Regions from separate parts of the Homo sapiens genome. Here regions 1, 2, 3, 5 and 6 are each linked to region 4. The links are chromatin loops, found by intact Hi-C in ENCODE. Cell type or tissue: Calu3. All regions are shown on one strand. Region 1 overlaps CDKAL1 (CDKAL1 threonylcarbamoyladenosine tRNA methylthiotransferase). Region 2 overlaps CDKAL1 (CDKAL1 threonylcarbamoyladenosine tRNA methylthiotransferase). Region 3 has its middle 230 kb from the start of LINC00581. Region 4 overlaps CDKAL1 (CDKAL1 threonylcarbamoyladenosine tRNA methylthiotransferase). Region 5 overlaps CDKAL1 (CDKAL1 threonylcarbamoyladenosine tRNA methylthiotransferase). Region 6 overlaps CDKAL1 (CDKAL1 threonylcarbamoyladenosine tRNA methylthiotransferase).

Region 1 (4,000 bases), 140 kb before region 4:
CAGACCGAATTGAAAAAGGCTAAACTTACATGTTAAAATAATTTGGCAATCTAACTGCAGATTCAAAATTTCTGAAAATGTAAATAAATTAAAATGTAGGCAGTGTTTTACCATCTGTAATGAATTAGCATTCCATTTTTACCAGCTGCTGCTGGGGTTTTTGAAGCTGACTCAGGATCTGAGCACCCTGGTGGGTTTCTGCTGATAAATATAAGAACCTGTAGTTTAAAACTGGCAGAGCTGGACTGGGGATTAGAAAAGTCACTGCAACTTTAAGCAGCAGATTCTTTCACTTGGGGCAGGATGTAAGGGTGTACTTTCTCTAAAGATGCCGTCAGTACAAATGCGGAGGATAGATTACTACTGCTTGCTGCTAACATGACAGGACATTCAGGGTGCCACTACTGTTGAGTGTGGAGTCAGCCTTGGAGGAAAAAATCCCCAAAACCTTCTTTGGCAATTGTCTCTTATGTAGTGGACATATTTTAGGCAAAATGACAGCATTTGTGCATTGATGGGATTAATGCTTCATTCTAAGGATTAAATTCGTTAATATTTTTTCTTTGTGTACTTTTTTATTCCTAAAACTTTTATTTTGAGCATGCAGGAGACAGGGATTTCTTGGAAAGAATATGAATTTTGAAGTCAGGCAGACCTAGATATGAATGCAAATTCTGTTGCTTCTTAGCCACTTGTAACAGGCAGGCGTAGAATTCAGTGTGTAATCATTAAACATTTTGTTTTCTTTCCTCACATTGGTGAGGATAGTTTTCTTTTGAGTATTTGCTTTAGTGCCTTTAATTAATGAAAAACAACTAGTTAAAAGGTTGGCTAATTCCTTTATGATATACACACACACACGTACACACAGAGCTACCTATCTCCTCTCTTACTTTTTATTGTCAGTCTTTTTATTACAAATTAGTCTTCTACATATTATAAATTTAAATGCTAACTAGAACCAGCTAAAAAGTCAATACACTTGTTCAATCAACACTTTTATTTAACACATAGTATGTGCTGTGTATTGGAAGGTCTGGTGATGATGGTTCCAATTCTGGCCTTCTGAAGCTTATATTCTAAATGGAGGATGCTGTAGACTGCTGTGAATACGGTGGAATCAATAAGCATTTACATTGTGATGGGAAAGACTTTTGTGGTTAGGGAAGCATTCCTGCAGGCAGTGTTGTAAAATGTGGAGCACTTTACAAAAAATATGTTCATAATAGCAATTACGACTGAGGGATATGAAAACACCTCAACTGTTAAATAAGCATGGTGATTCTGACCTGGACAGATTTGTGAACGTCATCTACAAGTCTTTGCCATCTAATATCTGATGAGATTTAGGGATTTTTAGCCTAATATCTTGAAAGTATCCTTGGAGTTTTCAGATCCTCACTTTGTCCAAACTTGCTGTCCTGTTCCTGTTTTCACAGAAACTTCAGGTGTCCTCACAGGCTGACTAGGACCAAGGTATACCTATCTGACCATTATGCGGGCCAGTCTGAGGTCACTGCCCTGGGGCTGAGACCTGTGTCACTGATTTACTAGTGACTCACTGTGTATTACCGCAGCTGGCCCTTGACTCTGCTTCCTCAGCTGTAGTTCAGTATGAACTCAGAAAACTTGTTTGTGACCCGAAATTAGTTCTGTGTTCATTTCTTACTCTTACTCATGCACACATGACTCATGACTTAGTCCTTGTTTTAAACTTGTGCATTAGGGTAGCTCTGAATTATGTCCTCCTTCTCCTAGAAGCAGAACCTCTTATCCTGTTTTGACTTGGCCCTTGACTGCTTAAAATGTCTGTAGTTGGCTTTGTATGGTTATAATCCTAGCCCCTTAGGCTGGGAATTTTGGCCATCTGTGGTCTCTATTTCTAGCCTTAGCCCTAACCACCCCACTTCCTGCTGCTCCTGTCAAATGCACTTACTTATACTTTTCCGTATGTGTCTCAAGCTTTCCTACAAAGATGATGGGTCTTTGCTGACCCTATTTCTTTCGTTCAGGATGAGCTCAAAATTACCACATTAGTTTTGAAACTTGCTCTAATTTCTCCTACCAGGAGGAATTTCTTCCTTCTTGGCAATACTGTGGTATTTAATGGTATTTTACTGTTTTGCACTTTGTATTATACTTATTTGTGTTATGTCTTGTCGCCCCTACTAGACTGTAAGATGATTTTATCTGTATACCATTAAGTGTCTCATACATACAGATTCTCAGTAAAATTTTGCTGGTGGAATGGAGTGGAGACCCAGGCTTTAGATAGTAACTGGGAACAACAAGATCGAATTTCTTATCTGTTCGTACCTAATAAGCTCCTCTCTCCCCTCGCCCATAGGCTTTGCTTACCTGTCACAGAACCTACCCTGCCTTTTTTCCTACATGCGGTATTATTGTCCTGAACTCCTTCAAGTGTTAAGTAAATCAGTAAATCTTTAAAGCCAACCTTAGCGGCCAGGTGCAGTGGCTCACGCCTGTAATCCCAGCACTTTGAGGGGCGGAGGCCGGCGGATCACTTGAGATCAGGAGTTCAAGACCAGCCTGGCCAACATGGTGAAACCCCGTGTCTACCAAAAACATAAAAAATTAGCCGGGTGTGGTGATGCATGCCTGTAATCCCAGCTATTCAGGAGGCTGAGGCGCTTGAACTCGGGGAGTGGGCGGAGGTTGCAGTGAGCTGAGATCATGCCACTGCACTCCAGCCTGGGTGACAGAGCAAGACTCTGTCTCATAAATAAATAAATAGCTAACCATAGCAACTCTATCAGATTTTAAAGAAATATCCCCCTTCGGCAGGGCATGGTGGCTCACGCCTGTAATCCCAGCACTTTGCGAGGCCAACGTGGGCGGATCACCTGAGGTCAGGGGTTCAAGACCAGCCTGGCCAACATGGTGAAACCCTCTCTATACTAAAAATACAAAAATTAGTCAGGCATGGTGGCGGGCGCCTGTAATCCCAGCTACTCGGGAGGCTGAGGCAGGAGAATCACTTGAACCTGAGAGGCAGAGGTTGCAGTGAGCCGAGATCGCACCATTGCACTCCAGCCTGGGTGACAGAGCAAGATTCTATCTCATTAAAAAAAAAAGAAAAAAATAATAAATAAATAAAAGAAGTATTCCCCATTGGTGATTGTACCAAAAGGATATAGAAATACCTGCCTAGTCCCTAGGACTGATGTACAGGTGGACTCTTTGCATTTCTGTAGAGAACCCACAAAACCTCTAGTACCAGTGACAAAGTCAGGCTGCCCCAAAGGGGCAAAGCCACTTTGGTAGAGTGAGGAAGAGGCAGTAAGAGTCTCTAGTTAGTTTTGAAGTCTTGGTCTTCCCTGGTCAGGAGGAGTAGAGTACACCTGCTGGTTTCAGCACTGCTCTCAGATGGTTAAAAAACCACTCTCAATATATAATATCTCCCGCCTGTTATGTAATAGTCACTTCAACAGTTTTTATGTTGTTTAACTTTTCAATACAACCTTTTTGGATTATCATTATTTCCACTTTTATAGATGAAGAACTAGAGATTCAAAGATTCATTCAGGAAGCAAATATGTGTTGTATCCTGGGGTCAGGCTGACTGTTGTCTCTGCCTGCTAGTCTGGAATTTAAACCTTGTTCTCCTTTGTCACTTGATATTGGCAATTTCTTTCCTGTCCTTGCTGGATTTCCTGCATTTCTCACTTGTGCTCTCCTCTGACTTTTCTGACCTCTTTGGTTCTAAAAATTATCCCTGATTCCCACACTTCTGGTTCCTATTCTGTGTGGTGACCCCTGCTGTTTGCTGCCCACACCTCGGAGTGATGCTGAGTGAGGGAATCCAATCTCCCAAACAGGAAGCTTACCAAGTTTTGAAAGCAGAGCCTTTTCTTGCAGTCAATTAAAGGTTCACTCTGACTGTCCATTTTTAAACTATGGTATGAATTTTGTCTGTCATTTTCTTGCCCTTGTCTTCCTGTGAGAAGACTGTGTTTTATTTATCAAGATAGTAGTTTTA
Region 2 (4,000 bases), 460 kb before region 4:
TCAAACTTAATACAGTATGGTTATATATATTTCCATTTATTTGTGTGTGTTCCTGTGCCCTCGCAGAGAGATTATCTTGGAGTATTACTTGTATTCACTTGAGTTATTTGCAACGGTTGGTAAAGAGGCATATTGTAAGGGTGGGAATGAGAGTGGCATTCTCTTTGTTTTTTTTCTTTTCTACCCATGGAATAATGAAGAGAGAAATAATAAGGGCCTTCAAAATGGGATTTCCATCCACTCAGAAATAAGGAAAGGAAATTTAGAGTCTCTGGAGAAGATCTGGAATGCTATTTACTCTTGAGGGTAGACAGCATCCAGCCCTACTAAAGATGAAAAAAGGAGAGCCTGGGGATGAAATTAAATCCATCAAAAAATTCACTGTTGGTCAGGCCTGGTGGCTCACGCCTGTAATCCCAGGCTGAGGTGGGCGGATCACTTGAGGTTAGGAGTTCCAGAAGAGCCTGACCAACATGGTGAAACCTCGTCCCTACTGAAAATACAAAAAAAATTAATCGGCTATGGTGGTGGGCGCCTGTAATCCCAGCTACTCGGGAGGCTGAGGCAGAAGAATTGCTTTGACCTGGAAGGTGGAGGCTGCAGTGAGCCAAGATCATGCCACTACACTCCAGCCTGGGCAATAGAGTGAGACTCCATCTTAAAAAAAAAAAAAAATTCATTGTTAGCATGTTATTTCAATCTTTCCCGGCAAATCATACTTAGAGACAGCTAAGTTTATCAATTCTCATGTCCTATACGGTGCTTTTTCTTGAATATACGGTAGACAAGAGGTAAGGCCTAATGGGTGAAGTAACTACATTTCTGAGTTAGTGTCTAATTGTTTTTGATCACCTAGTTCCATTTGACAGAAGATGTAGTGCTTATGGCTCATCCCATTGACTCTTTCTCTGCTTTCACTCCTTCAGCAGTGTTTTCAGTAGCCTTTTTGGTGATCTTATTGACTTGTCTTTTTTCTGATGTTCTTTTTAATTGAATTGCTATATGATATAAGATGGAATGATTGTGTTTTAACCATGATCTTCAAGTCTGCTGTGTAAAGAACTAATGATTGCAGTTTGAGTAAAATTCTTAGTAACAAGTGAATCAAAGATAAAGATAGATCATTGAGAATATTTTTTTTCTCTCCATGAGGAAGTTCATTATTAGCTAGCTTACAAAAATGAAGGAATTGTGAGAGTGTTCTGGAATAAATGTTATGGCTTAATAAAACTATTCAGAAAATCACTGAACAATACAAAAGTGGAAGACATTGAAAATGGTATATGGACACATCTAAGATCAAAATTAAGCCAGAGAAGCTTTAGGGAGAGTATTTGAAGCTTATCATTTCCATTTGTAACGGCTTTTTATATTGTGGTGTAAAATCATGTGCAAGCCATAAACAAGGGCTTTTAAAAATATTTTTGTTAATTTTTTTTTAGTTTTATAGAGATGGTGTCTCACTGTGTTGCCCAGTCTGGTCTTGAACTCCTGACCTCAACTGATCCTCCCATCTCAAATTCCCTAGTCACTGGGATTACAGGCATGAGCCACCACACCTAGCCAACGAGGGCTTTTTTTTTTTCTCATTAACATAGAGATATGAAGAATACTATATTGGATTAAAAGTTTTTGCATTTGTGAAGTGTAAGCAGCTGTGTGAATGTAGTCAATGTGTATTCTTCATTTAATAAACATAAGTATCTTTTCCTTTCCAAATTATACAAAAAATACTAAAAGCAATCAAACGATTTTTACAGAATCTTAACTAATATAAAAATTTGTTCATTGCTTATAATACAGAATAATTATATAACTTGGCTCATTATCTAAGCTTAATGAATTAATGTTGGAATGTAAAAACGAGCAATTTTAAGCCAGCGATGGCTCAATCATTTTTAACTGAGGGATTTTGGGATCAATTACTAAAATGTTCTGAGCCTCAGTGTCTTTAAAATGTAATGATGCTCTATTAATCTCATGAAATTGAAGTGAAAACAAATGTGAGGTAATATGTTTTTGGAAATATTTATAAGTTTAAAAATAGCCTGCTTGGTACTTGTGCCTGTAATGCTAGCTACTCAGGAGGCTGAGACAGGTGAATTACCTGAGGCCAGGAATTTGAGTCTGTCCTGTGCAACATAGCAAGACCCCATCTCCAAAAAAGCTAATATATTTATAAAGCTTAAATGTTATAAAATGATAAACTGATGGTTTTTGAATTCTTTGCTCTACTCACCTTTCATCTGTTAAAGATGTTTTTGTACAATTTAGCTCAGTTCCTAAATATACCAAAAGATGGCACTGTTTACCTATGTTTAATATTTTAATTTGCATTTTTTGATGAAAAAGTGTGTTGAATGTTTTATCTACAAATGTTTTAAATTGAGGTTATTTTTTTACATTTAATTTTCTGTTTTGTAAATGGATCTTTAATTCATGTAAAGTTTACTAGGACCAGGTTTCATTTTTATTTTGAAATGGTTTGGAAATTCAGATATTTAACAATCATTTTGTAGATATAAACTCCTGTGTGATCCATTGTAATTAATGATAAAACCTTGTATTAATGTGACAGCTAATGTTTCATGGAAAACCTAGTTGCTTTTGTATAACAAAAACCATTAAATTTTTTAAGCCTCTGAAAACAGTCCAGTGATTAAAACATGACAGCCACAAATAAATTATTTATGTGGCTTTTAGGTCACACTGCCCAGGTTTATTCATTTTAGAAAGTTATTTTATCTTAAAAGTACCTTTGAAAATGTAGCAAAACCTTTCATTGCTTGAATTTCCTACTCACAGTTGTGTGATGAGAGGAGAATCTAGGTCCAGGTCCTGCGAAGAGCTTCTCTGGGTGAGAAATGCAAAAATTAGATAATATGAATTTGACTTGAAGTGAGGGTTATTTATATAGCAGGATGTGGTGAATACACTTCCCATACAGTTAGACGGAAACCTCCTGATTGTTCATTTATACAGCCTATTACATCCAATGTAGTTTATGACCTAGAAAGAGAATACAAGTAGGATATTTTTTTATCCCATCAAAGCTATCTATATATATATATATTTTTAAATGAACAGCATTTGTCAGTGATTTTTACAGGGGTGAAAAAGCACAAGACAGTTCCATTACTATTATAAAATGTTTTACTTTTGTTGTGGGGGTAAGTTTAGAAGTCCAAGATATAATAATTTCAGATGTGCTTCTACTGTTTCCTTTACTTAAAAGTAGGGACTATTTTGAGGCAATATAATTTGTATGTTTCAGTTTTTATTTCTCTCTGAAAATCACTTTTTAGGGTACCATGCCTTGGAAAGAAAGTTTACATTTTTTTCCGTTAAAAACCCATCCTCCTAACTCTGAAATGACTGTCTCAGTTACTAAATGTATATAGCTTGGGGGAAGTGAAGGCACAGTTGGCAGTTAGAGGTTTGTTTTTATGTTCATGGGAGTATATGTGCTTATATTTAAATGTTCACTCTTCTAGCAGGGTTTGTTGATGTTAGTAATATGCTACATATGCGATTTGTCTGAATTGTTTAAAAATGCATAATTACAGGAGGATTTGATTATTCAGCAACAGTTCCAGTAGCTAAAGACTATCATATAGATATTTTCTTCCAGTATTTGACAGTGGTTCTGTGAGCTATGAGTAGCATAAAAAATAAAAAGAAGATACTGTGACTCTTTAATACCCTAGAGGCCGTAGTCTTAGGATATTCTTACTGTAGAGATGAAAAAACAGGGCTTCATTAACAAACTGAACTGCTATTTCACCTCTTTTAGTAGATGTGTAATTCTGTGGGTTTGGTAAATAACAAAGGCTTTTTTCCTAAATGATTTAATGCTTTCAGATTTTTGTGGGAAAATTAGAAAAAGCAAAAATGCACTCAGTGATTTTTTTTTTAAACCCCTTTGTTTCTGGACAAATGGACAAAGATAGTTAAGTGTCCCAAAAATGGTTTTAACAGGCTTCCCTCTCCAACCCCATAC
Region 3 (4,000 bases), 260 kb after region 4:
GAGTGCAGCAGCATGATCTCGGCTCACTGCAACCTCCGCCTCCCGGGTTCAAGCAATTCTCCTGCCTCAGCCTCCGAGTCGCTGGAGCTACAGGCACACGCTGCCAGGCCCAGCTAATTTTTTTGTGTGTTTTAGTAGAGACAGGGTTTCACCATGTTGCCCAGGCTGGTTGCGAACTCCTGAGCTCAGGCAATCCACTCGCCTTGGCCTCCCAAAGTGCTGGGATTGCAGGCATGAGCCACTGCGCTCAGCCTGCTGTGAGTTCTATAAGGTATTGAAGTGGAGAAAAAGGGAGAGGGCTAGGCTAACGATAATGACATCAGATTTAAGTTTAATTTATATACTGGTGTGAACAAGTAGGAAATCCTGTGTGCAGTGACAAAACCAACGCTTGATCCCTGCTTTCCAATAAGCATTAGTATTTATAAAGCTTTGCACTTTGGCTTCCTGGACTGGTCATTTTATAAAGGAAATTCCTCCTACAGTTTATCTTATCCTCAGTATTTTACACCAAGTATTACTCTCAAAGCTCAAAGCATGCAATCTGAAATTCTTTGGAGAACTTTTTCCATTGCTGTAGGAAGTCTGAAGTCCTTCCTGCTACAATGGAAGAAGAAAGAAGTGCTCAAGGAGTGACTGAATCACCTAAGTTAGCATTAAATTCATAGCTACAGAAAAACCATGTCTCTCTATTCTCTTGTCTTCTCTGAGATGGAGGGCTGGCAAATGTTATTTTGTAATATCCAGTTTCAACTAAATGTTGCTTTTATTTAAACACAAGTGAGAAAAAAACATATTTTTATTTATTTATTTGTTTTTGAGATGGATTCTCGCTCTGTCGCCCAGGCTGGAGTGCAGTGGTACAATCTCGGCTCACTGCAACCTCCATCTCCAGGGTCCAAGTGATTCTCCTGTCTCAGCCTCCCAAGTAGTTGGGATTACAGGTGCCCACCACCATGCCCAGCTAATTTTTGTATTTTTAGTAAAGACGAGGTTTCGCCATGTTGGTCAGGCTGGTCTAGAATTCCTGCCCTCAGGTGATCCGCCCGACTTGGACTCCCAAAGTGCTGGGATTACAGGAGTGAGCCACCACACCTGGCTAAAAAAATTTTTTAATGTTTTATTTTGAAATAATTTTAGATTGCAGAAAAGTTTCAAAAATAATACAGTTTGCTTATATCCTAGTTTCTACTGATATTAACCTCTTAACATTACCACAGAACATTTGCCAAATCTAAGAAATCAAAATTGACTAAAGTCCAGACTGTATTCAGATTTCATCAGTTTTAGGAGAATATTTTTAAGTCCTAAATATCTGAGTGTATGCAGAAGGTTCAGCTCGGCTGTTTCAAACTCTATGAAACTGAGCTTATGGGATCAATCATATTATTGAATCACAGAATGGTATATAAGGAAAGAATTTTAGAGCCCATATAGTTAGTGCTACTTTTAAAAGAAATCCTCAGTTTTGTAAAGGAGGTGAATAAGTCCTTTGAGGAACCTGAAATTATTCAGGGCCAACATAACTTTAGTATTCTCTGCCCAAACAACTCTGAATAGTGGTGGCTTCGGTCTTGGCTGCCCTTTTCTTGTTGAGAAAGAATCCTTGTATGCACAAACACATTCATCCAGCATTGAAATGAAAACATCTCTTACATTGTCACGCGCAGAAACATCCCAATACTCACAGTCCTTTTAACCTACAAAAGGAGGAATTCTGTGGCATCAGCCACTGCAGAACAGAAAGGTGGAGTTTGTGGAGAGGGCGCGATAAGGTCTACTTCCAACTTGAAACACGACAACGGTGAAATGAGTCATGCTAAAACTCTTTGGGTTTCCTGGGAGAGGCATTTCATTAGGGCTGTCTGTGTGGATATGGGTTAATCCCAGGTACTTGTAAGGTGGTGTGATTCTGCATATCAACACAGCAAGGAGCACAGGAGACACTCTGTCAACATGCATAACCATTAGTCCATCTACAGCTGATGCCTCTGAGTCATCTTATTGAGAATCAGGGCAACCCGAATAAATTTCTCCCTAGCAGTACAGATGGATACCAGGAAACCAAGCAGATGCATTGTAGCTAATCAGGCAGAGGCACAGCAGGGTAACAAGAAGCTAAGATTCACATGCCTTCATGAACCTTAATTAAAGAGCTCAGTGCCTCCTTTTGTTTTATCTGTTGCCAGTGTTTTGTCTCCTATTGTGACAGGTTTTTTTTTGTTTGTTTGTTTTTTGTTTTTTTCAAGTAACCATCAATTTGCTGTGATAATCTAATGAGGAGACAGAACAGTCCTATCTATGTATGTGAAAGAGTAGGGATGGTTATGGCTGCCCAAGAGTTAAAGAGCCGCTGCTCCTGCAGCTGCAAACCAACCTCACAAGAGCCAACTAGAAGGGAGGCAGGAGAGAGGGTGGGAGGAATCCAGGATACCGCAGGACTCATCTCACATTGTCTTCTGCAATCACCAATAAAAACCCAAAACCAAATGTCTTTAAGGGAGAGAGAGCTAAATTATTGAGCAAGCTCTTAACAGCAGGCAAGTAGAAAAGGCATCTGCAGATCTGTGCTTCACACCCCAGTAATAAATACAGTGTTGAGAGAAGAAATCTGTCCAAGCAAACTCACAGGGATGGGGACAGACTCTGCTATCAGTCTCCTCTGACGCGCAAAGATTTGAGGCAAAGGTTGTTGGCTGGGCCCGATGCCCTTCCATGTGAGCTGGGAGGGGTGACCGGGGTGAGAAGATACCAAAGCCCATAAATAACTAGATTTCCTGTAGTTGAGGGATTAACCCCACAGCAGTTCAAGAGAAGCCAAGGAAAAACTGGTCCCTGCGGAGTATTACAAACATATCTCTGGGCAGAATTTCAGTTTTGCAAGATGGAAAGAGTTTTATGGACGGAGGGTGGTGATGGTTGTACAACCATGTGAACACATGTAATGCCACTTAACTGTACGCTTGAAAATTGGTGAAGATGGTCAATTTTATGTTAACGTGTATTTTACCACAATTTAAAAAAAGTATCTAGTATCTCCACGCGGTGTCTGCATTAAAGGGGTAAATGTGCCGCTCCTCAGAGCAAGTTCCTTGAGGGCAGGAATAACTATTTATTTGCCTTGCTCTCTCTAGTTCTGGGAATAGTCGTTGGCACATGGTACTCTGCTCAATAAAAGAGCATAGTTATCTGCTCTGTTTCTTGGGCTTAGTTTTGTGGATGCTTCTAAATGACACAATCTCACATGTGTGGCTGGAAGGCAATGGAAAGAGGCATTGCATCCTAACAATTTGCATGTCAAGGTAGTTGGGTAGTCTTGGAAAGAACATTGAATTATAAAGCAGAAGCCCTGAGTTCTATTTGTAGTCCATGTTTTAAATTCAAAGTTCATTGGCCAAGACATTTAAATTCAAAAGTTCATCGGCCAACTCTCTGGCCCAGTTTCTCAGGACAATCCTGTTTGATGGTGTACTCATGGGCTAGACAAGCTGCTATAGGCTATGTTGCCCCTTTACATCTTCATCATACTTAAATCTAGATAAATTCATATTTTTAGATGACAGCCTCATGCCCCTCCCTCTGTCATCCCCCCAAAGCAATGAACTCCAATTGTAGAGATTAAAGAGACCAGAGGTGTCAAGAAATGAAGATACCTAGTTTGGGCAGTGGGCCTAGGTGTGAGATCAGCCCTGTTTTAAAATCCAATAATTCACTGCCCCAACTGTGGCTGTTCAGAAGAGCTGTGCTCACTCACACATCACTAAGAGTGTGCAATCACAGTGGTCGAGGCTCAGTGACCTTATTCACTCATCCTGCAGGGCCTGCTTGACTTGCAACTCTCTGCTCCTTTCCCCCGGCTCTCGGGCCATCTGGCTTCATATTTTGGATCGTGATATTGATCTCAGGTCCGCCATGTTTTGGTGACCCATTGGACTCTTCCCTGCATGCTTCTCTGTAGAACACAATAGATCCAAAATGGTGATAAAAATGAGTCTTGACA
Region 4 (4,000 bases):
GCTGCCATAAAAGGCTTGTTCACTCACAATGTTAGACAGAAATATATGTTGGTTATATTAGAAATAGTCCCATATCTTCAACTACTTTTAGCTGTTTTTGACAGAAAGGAACTCTGTTAGAGTTCACAGGTTCACAGGTACTATTACGTACTTCTGTCTTTTTTATTTTATTTATTTATTTATTTATTTTGAGATAGAGTTTCACTCTTATTGTCCAGGCTGGAGTGCAATGGCACTATCTTGGCTCACCACAACCTCTGCCTCCCAGGTTCAAGCGATTCTCCTGCCTCAGCCTCCTGAGTAGCTGGGATTACGGGCATGCACCACCACGCCCAGCTGATTTTGTATTTTTAGTAGAGACGGGGTTTCTCCATGTTGGTCAGGCTGGTCTCAGACTCCCTACCTCAGGTGATCTGCCTGCCTTGGCCTCCCAAAGTGCTGGAATTACAGGCGTGAGCCACCGTGCCTGGCCTTTTTTCCTTTTTTTTTTTTTTTTTTAAGAGATAGGGTCTCATTATGTTTCCTAGGCTTATCTTGAACTCCTGGGCTCAAGCGATCCTTTTGTCTCAGCCTCCCAAGTAGCTGGCATTACAGATGTGTGTGTGTGTGCCACGGTACCTGACACAGGTACTATTATGTAAGTAAGAATGAAGAGCCAGAGAAAGAATGCTAAAGCAAGTATCTTATGAACCCAGCCACTTAGTTACAGAGATACTGAAGTGAGGTACTGTCAGGATTTTCTTCCAAGCAAGAACTGTATGGGAGTAATCAAAATCACAATACTGATGATAGAAAATTTAATGTAGTCCAGTAATTGAGAGCACAGGCATAGGGCCAGTTAAACTGATATACAGATTAGATAGATAGACTAAATCCTATCTTTGTGGTATGTGGACCAAATTACTTAACTTCTCTTACCTTGATTTGCTTTTCTGTAAAAATGAGGATAATTACATCCTTTCTTTAAGGTTTTTTTTGAGAATTGAGATAATATGTGTTAAGATGGGCTTAATACAGTCCCTGGTAGGCACTCCTTAAATGATTGCTGCTACTTTTTTATGTATTCAAAGCAATATTAATAACAAAACAACCACAATACAGAACACAATCAATAAATGATACCTAAAAAATAAAGACAAGAATTTGTTGCAGATTAAGTGAAAGACAGCCCATTTAATCTAAAATGCACACAAAAATATGAAGGAAAAAAAACATTGAAAATATTTTATTTTCTTTCTACAGCTTTTTTAATAAAATGCCCCTAAGTTGAACGTACAGTTCAGTGGGCAGAACTCACCCAAAAGATTGAGAAAGCAGAGGGTAAATATGTAATAGTTACATATTAATTGATATCAACTAATGTCTCTAAGAACGATGCCATCCTTTGGGGTTGTCAAAGTTGAAATTAAAGATACATTTTTTCAAAACCAGAGTTTTCGTCACCATTTGTACACCTTTCTTTATTTACCTCACCTAAGGTAGCACCCCACACACTAATTCAACCCCCATAGTGCCATCCGTCCGGACATTTCAGTTGCTTCTCTAATAAATGTCTACTTTCCTGGGACACCTTATGGTCCTTGTTGCTGGTGGTTAGTTTTGTATGAAGTCATTGTCTTTGAAGTGTTGTTGGTTGATAATGCGTGGGAACTTATCTTTCTTAAATATAATTTACCTTTGGCTGGGGTATTTAATGTCTTAAAGCAAAAGAAGAAACAACAGAATAGGTCAGGAACTCTGAAGGGCCAATGTTTGAGATCTTGTTTTGGAAGGAATTTCAGCAACGGTAGCTGGGCAGAAGGCTGACCCACCAACATATTTTAGCAAAGCTACAAGGATTTGGAATGATAGTGGCCCCCAGCATGGCCTCCTACTTTGCAGGTCCCGAGGTATGAAATTAAGTTACATTTAAAAATCAGAATTAGTTCTCTAATCTTCAGATAGTGTTAAACCTTAACTCATTCCACTGTTTGGTTATAAATAAATAAACATAACATTTGTCCCAAGTTGTTCTACAGGTTCACGCCTAGCCATAGAGTTAACTTTGAGCATTATTTGCAGTGCAGGGGGTAAATTATCTTCAAAACGCTCATGGATTGGCTGCTGCCCAGAGTCCTGAGAGATGTAATCAGTTTCAGTTAATTCTAAACAATAGATTGTGGCAGGAACTCAGCTAAGTGGCGGGTTGACTGCACCCAAACTGTTGATTTAAGTTGTCAAGAGAGCTTGACTCATGCTTAGACTTGACAACAGTTTGGGTCAGCTGGCTTAGCTGTAAACCATTACCAGTAAACTCTGCTCCTTTTGTGTGTGAGGAGGGAAGGGGGATGGCCCTTCTGGTCACGGTCTCCCTCCCTGAGCTCACTGCAGACTCCACGGCCTGGCTGGGAGGCTCTTTGTGACTTTTACTGTGCTCAGACTTCAGTCTCTTCATCCCTGTCATGCGCATCAGTGGGTTTCTAGCCACAGGCCTGAGGAACTGCCAATATAGTATGTGCTTTGTGTACTTTCTATTCATTTCTAACTTTTGTTGGTGATGTTTAACAGGAAGTGCGTTACTATTCACTGTACCGTAATCCATATCTGTACAGCACTTAATGCTGTTCACAGAGAACTCATATTGTCCAATATATTTTAGGCTAGGGCAGGGCAGGAATTACATTGCATCAGCATTAATCATCCTTGTTACCTTTTGATGAGATCATTCAGGTTAAATACTGGTTGGAAGAGTGATCTAAAGTTGAAGGCATGAGGATAAATGTAGGAAAAACATTAGCAGTTTGCTTAATGTAAGTTTTTTTTTTAAGTTTGAAGATAAATGTTTCTCAATTGATAATTTTTTTTTTTTACCATTAGCCTTTGAACATTAGTAGTAACAATTTATTTTTATTTAAAGTTTGTCCACACATGCAAATGGAAACATGTTACCCCTTGGATACTAGCTTAAATTTATTTACTCCGAGGTGATTTAAAGTCCACATATAGGTATGCTTGTTTCAGCAGGTCAGATTTAAGGATACCTTAATTTAGTGATGAGGTACTCTGAAGGTCTGAACTTGAGAAGGTGATCCAAGGTGACTATAACCTTACACTTCCTGTTAGTACCTGGCTCAGAGTCTCAGGAGACTTTGAGGGCAGTGTTTTGATATGAATTGCCTTTGTGTTCTTTCTGTAAATTAGTTTTTGGTATGGAAAGCCAGAAAGCTCAAGTCCTTTAAGTACATAAGTCAAGCGGCTTTTTTTTTCCATACCCCTGTCAAACATTGTACACTTATCGCTTTCCTTTTATAATTTTGAAAGTCTCCAAATCATTAAATGATATGCTTCTCAGTTGTGGATGGTTCCATTTTCTAATGACTATTTTGTCTTCTAGAGAATGTCTGCTAAAATTCTTCCTGATTTTTATTTTACTTTCCAATGTGGTTTTCATTTATCTTAGAACAGTGTGCAAACTTTCACTGAGAATAGAAACAATAAACAGAATGGCACAATATATTTTTATTTACTATAGATCATATCCATTTAGCTTTTTCATGGCCCTTTCATCATTTTCTATTGTGCCATTCACTTTAGTGGGTACGTTAGTTACTCACATGGTGTGACCTGGGAAAGGAACATTACAGTTGTTTTTCTTTGGTTTACATAATGTCATCAAATGAGGGGAAACTGTCCTTGGCTGAAGAAAGTTTCATGAATTTTAATGTGTACCATTTCCTTTGTTATTAATTTGTAAATAAATATATGATAGAGAGTAAAATAATGAAAGATTTTGGCAATTATATTTTAGCCAAGAAAATAATGAGAAATACCTATTTTCTTGCATCTCACATTAACATCTGTTAGGTTACACTTACTATTATGAGATGAGGGTTCACTTTAGAGATGAGTCAATAGTATAAATATTAGAAGCAATTTTCTAGGACAAAGTATAGAATGGTTTTATAGGTGACATGTGCCTGTGCAATGTTGACCTATTAATAGAATTTATTTATTTATACCC
Region 5 (4,000 bases), 200 kb after region 4:
TAAATATTTAATATATCTGAAATTGATTTGTAAACATGGTAGGTAGGGGTTAAATTTCATTGTTTTATCTGTGTATAAGCAACTGTTCCAGAAAACTTTATTGAAAGTCTGTCTTTCCTATTGGTCTTCAATGCCTCTGTTATGAATCAGATTTCTAAGTATGTGTGAATTGGTATCCAGCCCTCTACTTGGCAACTTTTTGTATTAGTTATCTGTTGCTGTGTAACAAATTACTTCAAAACTTAGAAACTTAAAACAACAAACATTTATTACCTCACAGTTTCTGTGGGTCAGAAATCTAGGTGCAGCTTCTCTGGGTGCCCGTGGCACAGTACTGCTCCTTCGGCTGCAGTCAGGCTGGCAGCCGGGGATGTGGCCTTAGCTGAAGGCCCAACTGGGGAGGATCTGCTTCTAAGCTCACTTTTATGGTGATGGCAGGATTCAGTTTCTCATGGGTTGTTGCTTTAAGGTCTTAGTCCTTGGCTGGCTATTGGTCAGAGGCCTCCTTCCATTCCTTCTCCTGTGGACTTCTGCATAGTGCAGCTCACAGCATGGCAGCTGGCTTCCCTCAGAGCAAGCAAGCAAGCAGAGAGAGAGAGAGATGGAAGCTACAGTACTTTGTAACCTAATTTTGGAAGTGGCATCCATCATTTATGTTGAGCATTAGAAGCAAGTGAGTACATTCAGACCATAGCCAAGGGGAAGAGATTACATATGGGTGTGAATACCAGGAGGCGAGGCTCACTGGGGATCATCTTCAGGGCTGCCTACCATACTTTTATAGTAACATAAGTAATTAAGTTTTTTAATATTAATCTAATTTTAAGTGCCTTTCCATAGGATCATTATTTTTTACTTTTAAAAACTATATTCAAAATAGAAAGGGAGAATGGGCATGTCTTGGAACAGATTTTTGGAAGAAAGCATAATAGAACTTTGGGAGTGATAGGAAAATATGTAGAGATGTGATCTTTCTTCAGATGGTTGGGTTCAGTTTAGTGTAATTATAGTAAGTACAGTCATCTCTTGGTATCTGTGGGGGATTGGTTCCAGGACCCCCGATGGGTACCAAAATTCATGGATGTTCAAATTCCTTATATAAAATGACATAGTTTTACATATAAACTACCCACATTTTCCCATGTATTATCTCTAGATGACTTTTGATATCTAATACAATGCCTACACATCTCTTCAGATTCATGGATTCAACATAGTATTCAGTGTGTGACAAATTCAAGTTTTGCTTTTTGGAATTTTGTGGAATTTTTCCCCCCTGAGTGTTTTCTATTTGTGGTCAGTTGAACTTGTGGGTGTGGAACCCACAAATATGGAGGACCAATTGTATAAACCATGTAATTTTTCCTAACTAGTTTATCTGCATTTTCCAAGCTGCAAAACTATCATGGTGATATGTAGGAAACATTTTACATATTAGCTTCTCATTTATGAGATTCTTTGAGATAGAGAAAAGCACCTGCCGTCTCCTTTATTCGTTTTATGCAGTTTATAGAGCTCAGTGATGCTGAAACCGTATTTCCAGTGTCACTGAAAATGATACTAAGAACAGGATGAGAGGGTTGTATTGTAATAACAGCTAACATCACACATGTCTTCTTTTTCATTTAAAATACAAACCAAACATCTGCCAACACACTTTCATGGTTACCTAGTTGGAATGAAACCCTTAGGAACAATTATTTTGAGTTGAACTGATGACTTAAAGATGAAGTTTAATACACCCAATTGTTATGTTTGTGAACATCCTGGCTCAGTGCTTCCTGTGTGCGCTGCATGGAATGAGAATGGTTTCGGGTGTGAGAGACTATTGAAAAGATTTCTTCATCAGTAAAGCATCTTGACCCAATTCACCTTTTATTTCTTCAACTTTGCCACACCTGTGGGGCAGCTTTCATTCATACTGATGCTTATCTCCAGCCACTAATGAGGAATAGATGAGTTCAGGTTTCTACTACTATCATGAATGTTGGGATTACAGGCTTCATGGTTCTAAGTGTGCCTCTTGGTTCCTTTTTTATGTTAAAGCTCGTGCGTGCGTGCGTGTGTGTGTGTGTGTGTTTGCGAGCACATGTGCACTTGTCCATATATCTTAGGCTGATATTTAGTTAGCAGAAGAGACTTAAATGACAAGTTCTAGAATAATTTCCAAATTTCCAAACTTTGACCCAGTAAATAACTAACTTGTGTTTTCCTTATGTGCAGTTACTAAGAGAACCTTTTCTACGTACCTCTCTTTGGAGAAAAAAATTTAAACAATGAGGAAGCAGTAAAGATAAATGTATCTCCAGCTAAGGTGCCAGATCTCTGATAGCATACCTTCTTGGCAGGGCTTACTTTGTGGAATTGGAGAAGTTATGTATAAACAAATGCCAGCGCACCACTGTTGGCAAAGATTTCTATACTGTGTTATTAATTCTAGATCTGGTTCTTCTGTCCTACACCCTCCCCTTATTTTGGTAAATGTAACAAGCCAAAAATTAGGAAACTATTATAAGCTCATTTGAGTGAATATTTGTTACTAAGCCAAAGATTAAGACAGCTAAAAATGAAGGTATTCAGATAGAAGCCCACAGCTGGAGTGTCGAGAATGCATTACAAAGCCTGAGGGGCCACCTTTGCTCATTCCTTCTTATGAAGGTCTGATGCAGCAGTTCCTGTTAGGGATGCTTACCTTAGGAGGTGCTTCCTGAAGTTTATACTGGAGAGATTAAAATATAATTGTGGGCCAGGCACGGTGGCTCATACCTGTAATCCCAGCACTTTGGGAGGCCGAGGTGGGTGGATCACCTGAGGCCAGGAGTTCAAGACCAGCCCAGACAACATGGTGAAACCCCATTTCTACTAAAAATACAAAAATTAGCTGGGCGTGGTGGCACATGCCTGTAATCCCAGCTACTCGGGAGGCTGAAGCAGGAGAGTCACTTGAACCCGGGAGGCGGAGGTTGCAGTGAGCCAAGATCACACCACTGCACTCCAATCTAGGTGACAGAGCGAGACTCTATCTCAAAAAATAAAAATAAAATGTAATTGTGATAGAGATAGCTTATAATTTTGTATTCAATACCAGAATTTTTTTCATGGAGGGGAAACAAGGTCTTTCTCTGTCACCCAGGCTGGAGTGCAGTGGTGCCATCACAGCTCACTGCAGCCTCCACCTCCTGGGCTCAAGTGATCCTCCTACCTTAGCCTCCCGAGTAGCTGGGACTACAAGCACATGCCACAATACCCAGCTAATTTTGTATTTTTTGTAGAGAGGGGGTTTCGCCATGTTGCCCAGGTTAGTGTAGAAGTCCTGGGCTCCAGCAGTCCACCCACCTTGGCCTCCCAAAATGCTGGGATTACAGGTGTGAGCCACCATGCCCAGCCAATTTCAAGATTCTTTTCTATAGTATACTGTACTGCATAATGTATGTTTTAAGATTGTTTCCTTGCATTGGTCACATATTTGGTTTCAGTAGGTTTTCTGCAGAGCCCATATGTTCAGGCATGGTGGGGGGAAAAAAGCCTGTTCTAAACTCTAATTTATCCTGAGATCTGAGCTATCAAACAATTTTTTCTTCATCCCTGTTAGATTGCACTTCAAGCTCTTAACAGTGCCTCTGAGCCATGAGAAAAATTTACACATGAGAAATGTTTTGAAGCCATTAAAGTAAGTTCAGAGCTTAAGAGTTGCTTTCACATCTCTTGAGTCAGATGAAATGCGGGCTTACAGAGAGTAATAATTAGGTGATGGGCAGATGCCAAGCTTTGTTTTTTGATACGATTATCTCTGTCTTTCATTTGGCACCGTTCAAGTCTGCAGGTTGGGCATTCTGAAAGAGAGGGATCACTGAGACCACACAGGGGCACATCAGATCTGTTCCTTTGGTGGACGTCAAGGCAGAATTACTCAGAATATAATCTGAAATGCATTTGATCATACAGTAGATAGTTTAATAATTTATGTTCAGACTTATTAGCAAAGCCTTGTGTTTACTCT
Region 6 (4,000 bases), 86 kb after region 4:
ATTGTGCCACTGTACTGCAGCCTGGGCCACAGGGTGAGATCCTGTCCCTAAGTAATAATAACAAGAGTACAATTTAAAATAATACACATAAAAATACAGTGTAACAACTATTTACATAGTATTTATATTGTATTAGATATTCTAAGCAATCTGGAGATGACTTAAAGCATACGGGAGGATGTGTATAGGTTATATGCGAATTCTGCACTATTTGACATAAGGAACTTGAGCATCAGCGGATTTTGGTATCTACGGGGAGTACTAAGGGACAGCTGTACATAGAATGACCTCTTTTCTTTGAAAGTAGTAATCAATGTTTGTGTTTGTGTGTGTGCGTAGAAGATTTGGACCCATACACAAATTGCTTATGGTGGTTATGGGGCAGGGATCACAGTGGATGAGGAGAAAGCCACTTTTTTTTTTTTTTTTTTTGAGATGGAGTCTCGCTTTTTCGCCCAGGCTGGAGCTGCAGTGCAGTGGCACTATCTCGGCTCACTGCAAGCTCCGCCTCCCGGGTTCACGCCATTCTCCTGCCTCAGCCTCCCAAGTAGCTGGGACTACAGGCACCCGCCACCGTGCCCGGCTAATTTTTTGTGTTTTTAGTAGAGACGGGGTTTTACCGTGTTAGCCAGGATGGTCTCGATCTCCTGACCTTGTGATCCGCCCACTTCGGCCTCCCAGAGTGCTGGGATTACAGGCGTGAGCCACCGTGCCCGGCCAAAAAAGCCACTTTTATATTAACTAGTTGGCTGTAATAAGAGAACCTCATACTTCTTGGTTGTCACAGATACACTAAGGAGCAGGGGATGGAGAGGGGACTCATGTAATGCCTGGGTTCAGCTCAAGAACACGTCATTAGAAATGAAAAGAGCGTTCTCTTTCTTTTTTCTTTCTTTCTTTTGTTTTGTTTTGTTTATTGAAATGGAGTCTCCCTCTGTTGCCCAGGCTGGAGTGCAGTGGTACAATCTTGGCTCACTGCAACCTCTGCCTCCCAGGTTCAAGTAATTCTCCTGCCTCAGCTTCCTGAGTAGCTCAGATTACAGGTGTCCACCACCACACCCAGCTAATTTTTTTTTGTATTTTTAGTAGAGACTGGGTTTCTCCATTTTGGCCAAGCTGGTCTCGAACTCCTGGCCTCAAGTGATATACCTGCCTCGGCCTCCCAAAATGCTGGGATTACAAGCATGAGCCACCATGCTCGGCCAAAAGAGCCTTCTCTTCATAACTAATCTATGAGGCTTATGTGTCATCATTACAGATATTAAGAGTTATATGCCTGTATAACTCATACATTCATTTATTCATTAACTTAGCCAGTATTTATTGAGTGCCTGCTGTGTGTAAAACACCATGCAGGGTACCTAGGCTATATAGCAGTGACACAGTAAAGGTATCCTCATAGCTGCAAGCTCCAGCAGACAGACCCAAGCTGTAACCAGGAAGCCTGAAGGAGGTGTATCGTTTAAATGAATGCATGTCTGTGCCCAATTCTGAGTAACAGCAGTTGGTATTACAATGAAATCGGAAGTGCCCTGTGTATTAAATTTTCTTTCGTTTTCAGTGTTTTCTTCATTTTAGTCTGTTATGTATTTTCAAATACAGTTTTTGATGATGATTAGTGTTTTAGTTATGAAATCTTCTAGGAAGAGGTCACCTGGTTGCTCTGTGATAATGACCCACATAACCATAAAGTGACTTTGGTTTTTAGTTGCACCCCTGTGTCTTCTCAGCCTCCACAAAGGAAGAATCTCTTAAAAAAAAAAAAAAAAAACTTTATGTATGTAGAGATATATACACACATGTATATTTTTTATCTGCTGTCAACTCAATTGTTTGTATGTTGGTTTTTTGTTTTTTTTGTTTTTTTTCACAGAAAAAGCAAAGGACAAAAGATCTTTCTCGGGTGTTTCATTCTTACAGTCCATATGATCACAAGGTAAGAGAAGCATGTTAATAGCATATTAAGTATTAAAGTCTTTCCGAATGTATAGTACAATTTTCACCAACATATGGTGATTCTGAAATACACTTACCAATTACATTTATATTTCAATTTAAATTTTTTAGCTCTTTATCCCTTTTAAAGAAAACAGAAATGTTATATTTCTGAACTATAATAATTATATTTTATTCACATTGAAATCTAGTTACATATTGGCACTGAAATCTCAAAGACAGTGAAAAGACACATTTTGGGGTGTATTTTGGTTGGTTGGTTTTTGTTTTTTCTTTCCAAACACTGTACTGGAGGAACTTGGGTTTTGGATTGGTAAAGATAATTGAAATGCTGACTGCAAAACTTGATTCTTCATTCCTCCTGATAGAAAGTTATTTTTCTAAATGAAAATCCTAATAAAAATTAGTACATAGCATCATGTCTGAAATATCTACTGCCTGGAGCTTTGCTACACAGAAAATGACCAAATAACGTGACGACCCACATGTACCCATCCCACAGCTTCATAGATTCATAGTCCGTCTGTGTCATTTATACCCTACCTTCTCCATCCCTCATGTTTGAAAAATTCCTAGACATCTTTTCACTTGTAAGTATTTTACAATATATTTGTAAAAGATAAGCACTCTTTTAAAAAGAAAAAATATGTAGCCATTTTTAAGAAAATGCTTAACTCCACATCTTCATGGGGAAATAGATTACAAGGTTTCAGAGACTTGTGCAAAACTTCTAAACCATGTAGGATTCCAGTAAATCTGTTAATTCGAGGTGATTTCAGAAGCAAACAAAAAATTTGCACAGTTGAAATGCTAATATAAACTTAAATCTTTATCTATGAATTTATAGGGAGACATGTGGTAGGGATTTTTTAACTAGCCAAAGTAAGTAGTGTGAAAACTACTTTCCTCAGTTGAAAATACAGAGATGTCTGGATTCAGGAGGGAAAAATTGTGCCAGTTCATAGAAGTTGAAAGAATTTGAAACACTAGCTTCTAGTGTTTCTATAGTGACCAATTGACTTAAGCACCAAAAACTCGTAAAAGAGATGTTTATGCTTCATGTGACCATGGTGATATGTAATACTAAAACTTATATCATTCCAAGTTACATTTTTCAAGCTAAATCAGTCACATTGCAGAATGCAGCAATTTGTTTGAAAGAGATTGAGAGAGCCAATAGGGTCTGACAATGCAGACAGAAGGAGCAGGCTGATAAGTAATACAACAGCAAAAGGAATGAGATTGGCCAGATTTCTGAAGGTAGTGTTGCATTTTTTTTTAGATGAAGCCACTTAATGAACATAAGTGCAGCAGTGGCTAAAGTTAACATTTAACAACAACAACAAAAAAGGCGATGGCAAATCAGAGGTTTTGCCTGGCTTGTCTAAATTTCGCCCACTTGTAACATTTTTAAATTCGCAGTTAAGGGAAATTCCATTCTTCTTTTATTAGAACTCTTAATGGAACCTAGCCATTTGCAGCTTCTACCGGCTTCCTCCTCATATCCTTTGTGGCATTGTATCAAAGTCACCTCAGATTATTTTGGCTTCCCTTCATTCCTCTACAACTTAGTCATCAGGCAGTGAGGAATTGAATCTAAATGCTTGATGGAGTTCCTTTTGATCTTTAAGATTGGTAATAAATTATTGTAAATAGCTAGACTGCTTGATGAGTGCCTTTTGAAGCTCCTAAGTTTTGGTCTGTTGCCATTCTGTTTTATTCTGGATGTACAGTAGTGAAGGAAAATGGAAAAGTTTTATTCCAGGCAGCTCCCGGCCTCCTTAGTAGCCTTTACCTACTTTTCTAAGTTCCATCCAGGCAAATCTATCCATGTTACTTTTAATATTGTCTCTCACTGATTGGAATGTCCACAAAGACTAGAACCATAGGGATAAAGTAACATGCACTATTTTCCCAATCTGAGAATGTTGCTATTTTTCCCCGCATGAATTAATAGAGGGTTGTGTTTAAAGTTATTTTGTCATTTGAATTACCCACTTATATTCAAGCAAATTGGTTTTCTAGGCAGATAGGTTTTAGTGTA

The links. A loop is a pair of places that touch in the nucleus more often than their neighbours do. Peaks named below come from ENCODE experiments on the same cell type or tissue, not always from the same donor. Only the 100,000 strongest peaks of a DNase experiment are listed, where the experiment ranks them.
Region 1: a loop joins it to region 4, with 7 times the contacts of the local background. A loop is called at or near these places in 6 of 110 quality-filtered maps.
Region 2: a loop joins it to region 4, with 3 times the contacts of the local background. A loop is called at or near these places in 3 of 110 quality-filtered maps.
Region 3: it touches region 4 in a loop (2.6-fold over the local background); 4 of 110 quality-filtered maps call a loop at or near these places.
Region 5: it touches region 4 in a loop (9-fold over the local background); 5 of 110 quality-filtered maps call a loop at or near these places.
Region 6: it touches region 4 in a loop (3-fold over the local background); 4 of 110 quality-filtered maps call a loop at or near these places.

Annotation. Positions count from the first base shown.
Region 1 is chr6:20,875,997-20,879,996 of GRCh38, forward strand. The region is part of intron 9 of CDKAL1 (CDKAL1 threonylcarbamoyladenosine tRNA methylthiotransferase); the gene reads left to right. Among named protein-coding and RNA genes, the nearest start is that of CDKAL1, 340 kb to the left of the region's middle. RefSeq lists enhancers at 1,085-2,284, 1,628-1,857. In Calu3, no CTCF peak of the experiment used is centred here; DNase peaks (open chromatin) are centred at 1,545, 2,655 and 3,745.
Region 2 is chr6:20,562,082-20,566,081 of GRCh38, forward strand. All of the region lies in intron 4 of CDKAL1 (CDKAL1 threonylcarbamoyladenosine tRNA methylthiotransferase), which reads left to right. Among named protein-coding and RNA genes, the nearest start is that of CDKAL1, 30 kb to the left of the region's middle. In Calu3, a CTCF peak has its summit at 2,255 (motif pointing right); no DNase peak of the experiment used is centred here.
Region 3 is chr6:21,275,921-21,279,920 of GRCh38, forward strand. No RefSeq gene overlaps it. Among named protein-coding and RNA genes, the nearest start is that of LINC00581, 230 kb to the right of the region's middle. RefSeq lists enhancers at 1-167, 168-672. In Calu3, no CTCF peak of the experiment used is centred here; a DNase peak (open chromatin) is centred at 1,881.
Region 4 is chr6:21,020,295-21,024,294 of GRCh38, forward strand. The region is part of intron 11 of CDKAL1 (CDKAL1 threonylcarbamoyladenosine tRNA methylthiotransferase); the gene reads left to right. Among named protein-coding and RNA genes, the nearest start is that of CDKAL1, 490 kb to the left of the region's middle. In Calu3, no CTCF peak of the experiment used is centred here; a DNase peak (open chromatin) is centred at 2,267.
Region 5 is chr6:21,218,141-21,222,140 of GRCh38, forward strand. All of the region lies in intron 15 of CDKAL1 (CDKAL1 threonylcarbamoyladenosine tRNA methylthiotransferase), which reads left to right. Among named protein-coding and RNA genes, the nearest start is that of LINC00581, 290 kb to the right of the region's middle. In Calu3, no CTCF peak of the experiment used is centred here; DNase peaks (open chromatin) are centred at 1,951, 2,361 and 2,651.
Region 6 is chr6:21,106,528-21,110,527 of GRCh38, forward strand. CDKAL1 (CDKAL1 threonylcarbamoyladenosine tRNA methylthiotransferase) reads left to right here. Exons shown (of 16, transcript NM_017774.3): 13 at 1,874-1,936. Among named protein-coding and RNA genes, the nearest start is that of LINC00581, 400 kb to the right of the region's middle. In Calu3, no CTCF peak of the experiment used is centred here; no DNase peak of the experiment used is centred here.